Linked DNA regions of Homo sapiens: region 1 is linked to region 2. Evidence: chromatin loops called from intact Hi-C (ENCODE). Cell type or tissue: heart right ventricle. All regions are shown on one strand. Each heading gives the region's core, and the rest is flanking DNA. Links, peaks and the distances in the headings are about the cores only. Region 1 overlaps JAZF1 (JAZF zinc finger 1). Region 2 has its middle 9.9 kb from the start of HOTTIP.

Region 1 (5,379 bases), core at 210-5,209, 710 kb after region 2:
AGAGTTCATGTTGTAGGCATCTTTGTACCATCTTGAGCAAAGGAGGAAAATGAGTAGTTTTTAGATAAAATCTAGCTGGAGAATGGATGTCAATATTTTCTAGTATTTCAACTTTTCCATGTGTTATTTGCACACAGTCAGGCAGTTATTGAGCACATATTGCTGCAGAGTTATACAGAAAATTTGAGAGCAGAGTTGCAAGTAGCCACGTGCTTGCTTCATTAACTGTGCTTGTGGCAATTTTTACCACCTGTGCAAATTTCCATTTCTCTGAACAATCTGACTATACATGTCCTGTTCACTCCCTCTTTCCAAAATGAATTAAGGAGAAGAGAAAACAGTGGTGATAAGAGAAAAAAAAAATCAGCTAGTGAGATTTAAAACAAAATTTGGTGAGCTTATACTAAATTGCTGCTTAAATATGGGAAATGACATTGATTGTTGAAAAGAAATACAGCCTAAGTTTCATTAACACCAATAACCTAAACATGGGACTTTGTGATGTTATCTGGCCTAGTCCTTTGTCTTCAGATTTGTGCTTTCAAGCATGCAAAGTATCATGGTTCTTAAAAGTTAAGAGGCTGACTGAAGGTCCCTTGCTTACTAAGTGATGAAGGTAGCACTGAAACACAGGTCCTAGTAATGGGCAACTTTAAATACTCAACACCTGTGGGTAGACTATCTTGTTAGCATGAAATGTAAAATTATATTTTGAAGAATTACAATTTTTGAGCTCTTAGGAGAGGAAATGCTCAACATAGGTGTGTAGACTATCTCATTAGCATGAAATGTAAAATGATATTTTGAAGAATTATGATTTTTGAGCTCTTAGGAGAGAAAAATATTTTGAACCTGGCCCCCCATTGTGAATAGAAACTAAAATGGGAAAATTTGGAGAAATAAACCAATAAGGAATAAAGATCATAAGTCATTCATGCTAAAACCTGTGATGAGAGTTAAAGAAAAGTCATTTAATTTTTCAAAGGTAAACGGAAAATGCAAGCATGTCTACAATGCCTTAAAGCTCAGTAGCTGCTTATCTTGTCAAAAATGTAACTATCAGAGCTGGATAACACAGAACAAGCATGAGGATGCATTTTACGATGATAAGGTAGCAACAGGAAATAACATATTTATAATCAATACAATAGTGCCAAATTTGCTTGGGTGAAGTCATACAAAAGAGGGGTGACTTATGGTTACAAAAGGAAGGAGCAAGCTCAGTTTTGTGCTATTTGACTACAGGAGTGCTCTGGAACGCCAAGGAAGATTGGACCAGCAGTCCAATTCTACCCACACCATTTATTAAATAATTAATACGTAATCATTTCAAAAAGTACTAGCTGGGAACTGGCTCTAAATCTAAATATCACTAATGACAATGTATGTAGAGGCAAATTCAATCCTGGTTTCCAAACAACTTTACAATCAACAACTTGTGGAGTTTACTCTGTGTGCAAGTTGTATTACTGCTTGCACCTTGGAATCCTCCTTCATTGCTACCCTTAGAATCCAAGCTAAAGGGACTCTCTTACAGGAGTGAATGCCTTAAGGGAAGTGCCTTTGGTGTTTGAGGAACCAAAAGCTCCTGGCCCTGACCCAAAACTAATCCACATTATTGTAAGGTACATCCAATATTAAAGGCACTATGGTGATGTTTTAGTACAGTGAGTCCTTAGCGTTCCTTAAAACTTCAGCTTCATTTGGCAACTGATGCCTCTTGGGGAGCAAAATTACTTACATCATTAAAACTTCATCAAGTCATAATTTTATTATAATTGTTAACATAAATAACTGCAGTAAATAAGTACAGAGTGATCGATTTGTTCTTGATATCTCAAGGGAGTCTTTATTTAGCTTTGATATATAAAATCAGGACATTATTTATTTGCATTACAAACTGCATATCAACTATTCACTTGGGCATGTTTTAATTGGTTTTAGGTTTTGCACATTCCATAACTGAACTGTGTAAGCAGGTTGGCTTCAAAAATAAGGTCTCATGTAACAGCTAAGTCTATATGACGATGTGTCATATGGCGTGTCAAACATTTTTCTGCTTTCCTCTGCTTCCCATCCTGACATCAGAAAAAACTTTGTTCTAGTGAAATAGAAAATAAATTCTGCTAAGATGGGATAAAAGGGGAGCATGTGAATAAGACCCTCTTCTTTCCTGGCCAGCAGCAAGTGCCTCCAGCTGTCTGATCTGCCTCAGTAGCCCAGCACAAATTTTTTAGTTGACTAATGCTCCCCACTTCCGCCGACAACAGAGTAAGATATCACCTGCTAAGATAAATTACCATAATATAATGATTGAAGGGAAAATATATGGTGTAATAGAGAGGTCTAAATACCCGTAAGTGGAAAAAAGCATAAACGACCATTTTAATTAATTTCCTAATGTAAAACACAGCTGTAGTAATGTTGGCAAGTCTCACCTGCCCGTTTTAAATTTGTGACATGAAATCATGCCACTTAATTAAGTCTTAATGCACAAAAATATATTTTATTTACTTTTTATGGAATACCAGCATTTAAAGCTTTCTATTTATGTGTGTAAGCGCTTTATAAATTACTTGAAATACTGAAAAAATCTGACTACTACTAACCGGCAGTTACAAGTACCAGTTTTAGTTTCAATAATTAAATGCCTTTTTGGTGGACTCCTGCTGCTATGTGAACTAGCTGTAGGCTATTAAAGTAATGAGTCCGGACAGAGTCATCTGATCTCATGGTTGGTGGAAAACTCAAGGAAAAGGGCTTTGCCCACAATTCCTAGTCTGTTTACCAGACTGCAACCAGACTGCCTGCTGGAAGCATTATAAAGCCTCTGGGCTTCCCCTTCCCCCTTCCAGCAAGTATCTTTTTTTTTTTTTTTCCTTTTTACAAGTGTTGTCTAGGAAAATATGGTATTATAGAGCCCTCTGCAGGCCAGAAGTTTTGTAGTGTAGCTTACCAGCATGATTTTTCTTAAAGTGGCAGTAAGAGAGGGGAAAAGCATAATTGTCAAAACTTCGTAAATCAGATCTCATTAAGAAATATGTTTGTCATAAGGGCAGACTGGCATCGATTCTTCCAGAAGACTCACTGAAAAAGAGCATCTCTGTTAACTTGTTTAAGGGATGTTGCCTTGATAGCAAAATTTTGGAGGGCCCCTGGTAACTTCATAATGGGTTGCAGTGTTAGGGATTATATCATCTTCATCATCATCGTAATTCTTAAAATAATCCATGAAAAATACAGGGCTCTGAACTGTTCACTTAAAAATGCAATTTCTGGCCAGGCATGGTGGCTCAAGCCTGCAATCCCAGTGCTTTGGGAGTCCGAGGTGGTAGGACTGCTCGAGACCAGGAGTTCAAGATCAGCCATGTAGTGAGATCCTGTCTCTACAAAAATAGAAAAGTATTTTTTTAAAAAAAGAATTTATATCACACCTGGGCTTTAGAAGCCTAGGTATAAGGAAGAAGAAATTAGAAGTCAGTTATACGAACTCTATGATTTCCTCAGCCAAGTTTTCATTCGAATGAATGAAGTGTATGCCTAGAAAAATTCAGTGAATTTCTTAAGTGTTTTAGGGAACTTAGTATAAATTTTTACAGGGCATTTTATATTGTGTTTTAAACTTTTTGGATGAAATGGATATAAATCATTACAGAAAGAAATACATAAAGATAAAAATGAGGAAGTGCATTGAAGACAAACAGAACAAATAAATAAGGTCTGATTTTCATTTAGATGGTACTTTTCGAACCACATTTTATGTTGGTTATAAAGTATTCTTTTTTTGTTGGAGACGGAGTCTCACTCAGTCGCCCAGGCTGGAGTGCAGTGGCACGATCTCAGCTCACTGCAACCTCTGCATCCCAGGTTCAAGCAATTCTCCTGCCTCAGCCTCCTGAGTAGCTGGACTGGACTACAGGCTCACACCACCATGTCTGGCTAATTTTTTGTATTTTAGTAGAGACGGGGTTTCACGGTGTTGCCCAGGCTGGTCTCGAACTCCTGAGCTCAGGCAATCCGCCCGCCTCGGCCTCCCAAAGTGCTAGGACTACAGGCATGACCCACCGCGCCAGGCCTTATAAAATATTCTTAAAGTCAGCAAAATAACCAAATAACTTAAAGTCAGCAAAATAACTTTTAATAGGAAAATTTTTCCTAATATTTTCAAGTCAGCAAAAGTACTAACAGCTTTTAATAATGGGTTTTTTTTTGCATAATAGTCAAGAGAGTATTAATTTAAAAGAGGAAGCATTTGACCAAAATATTTCCTTTTATTGAGTTTAATCTGTGCCAGGTAACTCATAAACCTCCTGGAGCACCCAGAGATACATGCTTCTAACAACTCACAGAGGTGCCAGAGCCGTCTCCTCAAAGTTCCTCACCCTGGCAGTAAAACATTATGATCAACATTCGCCTAGAAGCCAGGATAAGTGGAAGAAATGGGAAGTGATATGATGATGAAAAGAATCAGATATTGCATATGTTAAAATTTCCTTCCACAGCATTTTAATCATTTAACAGGGTCTCTTTAAGGACCCGAAGGGAGTTATGAGGAGGCCGTGGTCTGGAGGCAAGAACCCAGGCTGTGGTTGTTGGCGGCAGTCTCCAGATGAGCCTCAGCAGCTCCCTGGGGACTCTGGTGACATTCTAAGACCATGCCTTCTGTGGTTGTTTAGCATAACTGACTGCTGCTTTTCCCAAGGACAGCCATTTGGTGTTGGAGGTTTTTCTAGTCTTCTCTACTCAGTGGTATAGACAAGACCAGCATGTCCTTAGGGTAATGTCTGCAAGGGTTTGGGTTCCAGTAAAATGACTCTTCCAAACGAAAACCCGAAATTAAAACGTCGAGTTTCCAGATTTGTTGAATTCAGAAACAAGTGCTCTCGGCATGAACTGTCAACAGCCAAAGTTAAAACAGGCCAGCTGGTGGCTCCTGTGGGATCGTCTCCACACACTCTATCCCAACTTTGCAGAGTTGAATGTCAGACATTATTCTATCAGGCCTGGAATCCGCTGCCAGACTCAGCCTCCTTCATCCGGCTTATCTCCTACTGGGAGGCTGTGGCTGACTGGATGGAACTGCACACTTCCCAGCAGATGTTGGGCTGCCAACGGATGGGAGCATGGCTGGGCTGGCGCCGCCAACATTTACAGTCATTCCTCTTGCTCCATTCCCCCTGCAGCCCCCCAGCCCTGTCCCACCAACGCCTGCTTGCAGACTTGGCACACTAGGAGAGGACAGGTGATGAGGATTAGGCCAAACGTATTTGCATATCGTCAGCACAGGGAAGGAAATTAACACCACAGTGACATGATTTAGTGGCTAACCTTAAACCTGAGAAAGGTCTGAACCAATTTTTGAGCACTATGAGACTGAGG
Region 2 (5,379 bases), core at 215-5,214:
ATAATCTCGAACGACTCCAACTATATGTTGCAGAAGCCATGAGCTCTCTGCCCACTGTCTGTGGGGTATCAGCAAGATTGACTCCTACCAAGCCTTGGGCACAGTGGTGGGTTTAAGGGTCCCATGTCTCCAGATCCTAAGATGGAGTTCACCGCAGGGGTGAGGGCTCGGGTCAGGGTAAGGGTGGGGACTGCAGAAGTCAAACAATTCGGAGGAAGAGGGAGAGGGGAAGAGAGAAGCCACAGACAAGCCAGGAGACAAAGAGGAAGGGAGAGATGGGAGGGAGAAGAATAAGAAGCAATGAAACTGTAATTCTCCACAAAAATTTAAGCTACAGCAGCTCAAAGAAGGCCTGTTTTTAAAGCTTAGCAGAAGCCCATTCTCCGCTGAAGCCTGTTCTTTGTGGAAGCCTGGCTGGGGGGCAGTGGGGGCGGTGCCACTGTCGAGTGTTCCTTGCCATTTAGGTCCAAAGCCTCCCTGTGATTTCTGTAACTGCACAAAAACAATCTGGGCTTTAAGAACCTGATTATTGTCCAGAGTTAAATGCAGGCTCGACCTTCTGCCCATAGAGAGTCCAAACGCATGAATTCCTGCTGGTATCAGCTTCGGAGGCAGAGGTCGCGAGCTGAGCTTGGGACAACCCTTCAAGCCTGCTAGCAATTACCTGCTCTCAGCCACTTTTAAAAGGCCATATTTCTTTACATTTCTAGGATCTAATGTGAGGTTATGTCAGGTCATGGGACCCTAGGCTGGTGCAAAGTAATTTGATGTCACCAAGAGCAAGCAGACTCGTTTGTCACCCTGAGGAATAGAAGTCCCTGTGATTTCTGCTGGGAGCAGAGCAGGGTTGCTTGGCTGGGGGTGTGGAATCCAGACAGGGGTCCAGTGTGGGCCTAACCAGGTGAGCTGGGAGGGGACTTTCTGGATCGTGTGTGTGTGTGTGTGTGTGTGTGTGTGTGTGTGTGTGTGTGTATGTTTGTCTGTCTCAGGTTGAGAGGATTAAGGGATCAGCTCTGCTCCAAGCTCACACAGCAGCCCATTGGAACTCAGCATGTGACCTGGACTGATCCAGGCCCTTGGATCCCAGGTTCACTTGTGACATGATCTGGGTCTCAGTTTTTCTGAAGCTAAATCTGGTTAGCCCACCTGCAGTCCTTTCTTCCCCTAGCCCTTACCCACTGCTACTTTAATAGTCTGTAGCTGATTAAATAAAACAACGGAGTCTTCCTACCTGAGGTTTATCCAGCCATTAGGTGATTGGTGGGAGCACAGAAGGAGTCATAGCCCTTGTACCCCTTTGGGGAAACACTTCTGTGAGTGATAAGAGACGGCTAATGTCTCAGTGAAGGGCTTCAAGGCATTTGCTAGAATGGCCTCTTCCACTATTTCCAGTTCTTCCATTTTTTCAAGGGGGGTGGGGGTTGTAGGGGGTTGTGTAACAAAGCCAAAGAACAGGGTCCCTTAAGCCTTCATTTGAGAATCAGGGAGAGTGCGAACCCTGGAGGAGTATGGGTAGGCAACTTGATGGGTAAAATGGAAAAGGAAGAGGCCGCTTCCCAGAGGCCTGGCCGATGCTAGGTCCCAGAGACTTGAGCATGACAGGGTGGGGGGCCTCCTACAGAAGCCCTGGAAACTCTATCGGTAGAGCTGCCTGTGGGGGCTCCACAATGTCCTGGGATTCATACATTGAAATGTGGAGCATGGTTCCTTGGCCTTCTATATCATTCCCAAAAGGAGTATACTGGTGCCACTCTTCCTGACAATTCTAGGATGATCTAATGCCACAACTAATAGACTGAGAGAGCCTGGGCAACATGGAGAAACCCAGTCTCTTTAAAAAACACAAAAATTAGCCAGGTGTGGTAGCATGTGCCTGTGGTCCCAGCTACTGGGGAGGCTGAGGTGGGAGGATTGCTTGATCCCCAGCAAGTTGAGGCTGCAGTGAGCCATGATAGTACCACTATGTTCCAGCCTGGGCGAAAGAGTGAGACCCTGTCTCAAAAAAAAAAAAAAAAAAAAAAAAGACTGAAGGAGAGAACTCAGACTCAGACTCAGCCAAAGTGGTCAGCAAGGAGGCACACCCCTACAAGGCGGACCCCATTTGAAGCAGGCGAAGGCACCCAATAGAGAACCTGCAGTGAGCATCTCAGAGGCACATGGAGAGGCCTGCACAGAATTCTCTATCTTTTGGCCATAAGGTTAGGAGGTGCTGGTGGGGCCAGAGGAGCTCAGATAAGAGCCAGCTCTCTATATGTGGGGCTCATTTCCATGGGGTTGTGAGAGAGGCCAATCCTTCACAGAAATTAGAATCTGGATGCAAGAAGGCAGCCAGGATCAGATCTGGCCAGATGGCCCCACGGCAGAGATGGGGAAAATGTCACCTTCGAATCCTAAGAAGCTAGGCTCCTGTGCTTTGCCAAAGGCCTCGTGGGCAGCAGTCTGTAGCTCCAGCGGTTTTGCATGCCAGCCTCTGGACTCACTTAACTTCTGCAGCAATCTGTTGGTCCCCAGAGCCACTCTGCACCCTCCAGGAGAACCTACATATGGGCGCTCCAGGGATTTGCCCGCATTAGGATCAGGAGCCCCAGGAAGAGTTAGATGGGAATCCAGGCATCCTGGGCCCTGTGCTTTCGGTGGACAGCTAGATCTTTCTTGTCAAGGTGGAAATAGCGTCTCTGCCCTGGGTGGGAACCCAGACCCAGCCCTGCAATCACGCAGGCAATAAAGTAAGCACTCCACTGTCGACGGGGAGGCCAGGGAGAGAGAGGCTTCTCTTTGAGGCCTCCCACCCCCATCCAATCCAGGAGGTTGCAGTCGCTGTGGGCGGCGGCGGAGGATGCTCGCAGGACACCGCTGCAGTTGCGACCTCTTCCCACTAGATGTCTTCCCAGTTAATCGGAACTCAAGGGCGCTGTCTCTGCTCCTCGGGCCGAGACTCGGTTTCCCCTGCCGCTTTTTGAAGTCTAGCATTCCTCTGTGAAAGCTGGCTTTTCCCTTTTTTTCCTATACTCCCCTTCCCGCCCTGCGCTCTAAATCCTGGCTCTGGAAATCCACCAGAATCAAATGCTGGCTCCCTGCGGGCCCGCGTCGGAGCGGCTCACGCCATTGGAATCTTTTTATGACCTTTGATGTGTTTAAATAACATGGCAAGTCTGAGCACACACCTCGGATTAAACTTTAATCGGCTGCAGTCAAGGTCGCCCAGGTGGTAAAAGCGTTTCCTCCGACGTCTCCTGGCAGACGCTGCGGGGTCCAAGGTCTGGGGCAAAGCCCTAGGCCCCCGCCATACCCTCCTGCCTCTGTCAGGCCTGGGTGGGGGCCAGGCCCAGGGCCACCCCATCGAGCTCCAAAGAGGACTAAGGAAATGGGATCGGAGGTAGACACTCAGGGTGGGCTAATGACCTGAGCACAGTTTTTATAGCTGCTAGACAGAATAGTTAAAAATTCCAAGAAGCACTTTCAATTTCCCCTGACTCCAGAAACTGGTTGAAGGTCTAGTCATGGTCAGTGCCTTATTGCCTCCTCCCCATGGCTCTGCTCCCCTAGGGAGAAAGGGGGTGCTGGTAATGATGTTGCGGCCAAGTTAGCTGACTGTTTTTAAGGTCACCAAACCCATTAACTGTGGGCCAGGATCTAGAACCCAGGCTAAAGCAGCCCTTCTGTGTGTCAGGCTAGACAAGGTTGGCTTCAATTTTATCTGGGATGAGCATATCTTTCTGAGCCAGTATACCTGTCATGGAGAATTGTCATGGGCAGTATTTAGGAAAAGCTCCAAGAACAGGGCAGCATATGTAGTGAGAGCTTACCACTGTGCTTTTAAAAAAGAAGGAATGTACAAAAGGGCTAGAAGGACAGACAAGTCATCAGTAACAGTGCTTCCCCTGGGAAGAACTGGTGTTCAGAGGATCTGAGTAGAGAATTTTTTTTCTATAAAATCTTTTTGTAGTGTTTGTGAAGTGCACCAATTGTATGTATTAGCTATTGAGGTTATACTTTTCAGAAAACTGGTTACCCTATGTATCTCATGGCCACATATTCCTTTGGGGAATTTCCTCCACACATCATACCAGCCTTGGATTCAGGGGAGAACACTGAAATAAGTTACCCCAAGGCTTGAATCTTAGTCTTACGGACATCAACTCAGATTTCCATCCCCTGGGAGAGGTTCTCAGGCCTCTCTCTCTGGGCTTACCCCTAACTTGTAAATGAACATGCCAGCCCCAGCCATTCACAAAAGAGAATGCGTTGTCTCAAAACGAATTAAAGCCTGATCTTCAATTTTCCCCCAATCCCTGAGTGCCTAGGGGTTTGCAGAAAAGGCCCACAAATGCTCCTCCAGACCAGAGATTCCCACAGCCCCTTGACATGTATATTTGGTTTGTCAATTCTTGTCTTGAAGACACTATCAAGTGTCTTCAAGGGCCACATACTAGACTGACCTGTTGATCTCTTGACTTAGAGATAACACTATCACTGTCTAAAATTAGTTCTCATAGTGCTTCTTCATGGCCTTCTGGGGGCTGCTAATACTCTTTATCTTGATCTTTGTAGTAGTTACACAAATGTATACATATATAAAAATTCAGTGAACTGGGGGCTTAAGATTTGTATGCTTTGCTATACGTAAGTTATATGGCAATAAAAAAATTTTTAAGTGCTTCCTCCTAACAACCTGTGAGGTTGGTCCCAAGGTTATTACAATCATCTCCATTTTACAGACAAAGCAACTAAGACTCAAGGGAAGCTAGGGTCCCAGGCATCTGTGGAAGAAAATAACCAGCCAGAGACTAACCAGCAGCTTCTTCCTCTGGGTCTTGCTGCTTCAATATCCAGCTTTCTTTTCCAGCAGATTTCTCAGGTGACAGGAGCCGGTTCAGTATAGAGAGGCTCTTTTTAGAGAGATTGTGAGGTAGGAACATGTGGTCTGAGTCTTCAAATTTTTTAGTCTTGGCGTAGGGAGTCAGGGAGGGCACGCGCCCAGAGGGTGTGGGGCCTAGAGGGCCCCACTTGTGTGCCTCTAATGAGGAAGAGGGCCCTCAGGGCTTGGAACATATTTTCTTCTTATTCCAGTCCTCCAAGCCCACACGCACCCGAGGCTCAGGAGACCTCTTCAGGCGACCGCACCCTTCCGCTGAAGTCCCCCACTTCTGCCCCTCCGAGGTGGGGTGGGGGTGTTCTGAAATAACGGTGGCTGCAGTTAGATGGCTGAGGACATAGAAAGCGGTTGTTATTTATTCCAGGCACCATCACAAAAGGCTTCCAAAAATATCGAGCCGAGATATTTTATTGTCCAGCCTGTCTGCAGCCTGTAATTATGCGTTCAAGATGTTTAATGTGTGCAAATGCATTAGCCGCTTTCGCTGGTGAAAACCCTAGCTG

The links. A loop is a pair of places that touch in the nucleus more often than their neighbours do. Peaks named below come from ENCODE experiments on the same cell type or tissue, not always from the same donor. Only the 100,000 strongest peaks of a DNase experiment are listed, where the experiment ranks them.
Region 1: a loop joins it to region 2, with 9 times the contacts of the local background. A loop is called at or near these places in 33 of 110 quality-filtered maps.

Annotation. Positions count from the first base shown.
Region 1 is chr7:27,918,473-27,923,851 of GRCh38, forward strand. The region is part of intron 2 of JAZF1 (JAZF zinc finger 1); the gene reads right to left. Among named protein-coding and RNA genes, the nearest start is that of TAX1BP1-AS1, 180 kb to the left of the region's middle. RefSeq lists an enhancer at 4,685-4,734. In heart right ventricle, for the core only: a CTCF peak has its summit at 2,942 (motif pointing left); a DNase peak (open chromatin) is centred at 4,999; H3K27ac peaks cover 750 bases.
Region 2 is chr7:27,207,648-27,213,026 of GRCh38, forward strand. No RefSeq gene overlaps it. Among named protein-coding and RNA genes, the nearest start is that of HOTTIP, 9.9 kb to the left of the region's middle. RefSeq lists enhancers at 2,700-3,200, 3,201-3,701, 5,257-5,379. In heart right ventricle, for the core only: CTCF peaks have their summits at 2,875 and 3,074; a DNase peak (open chromatin) is centred at 2,884; H3K4me3 peaks cover 436 bases; H3K27me3 peaks cover 4,917 bases.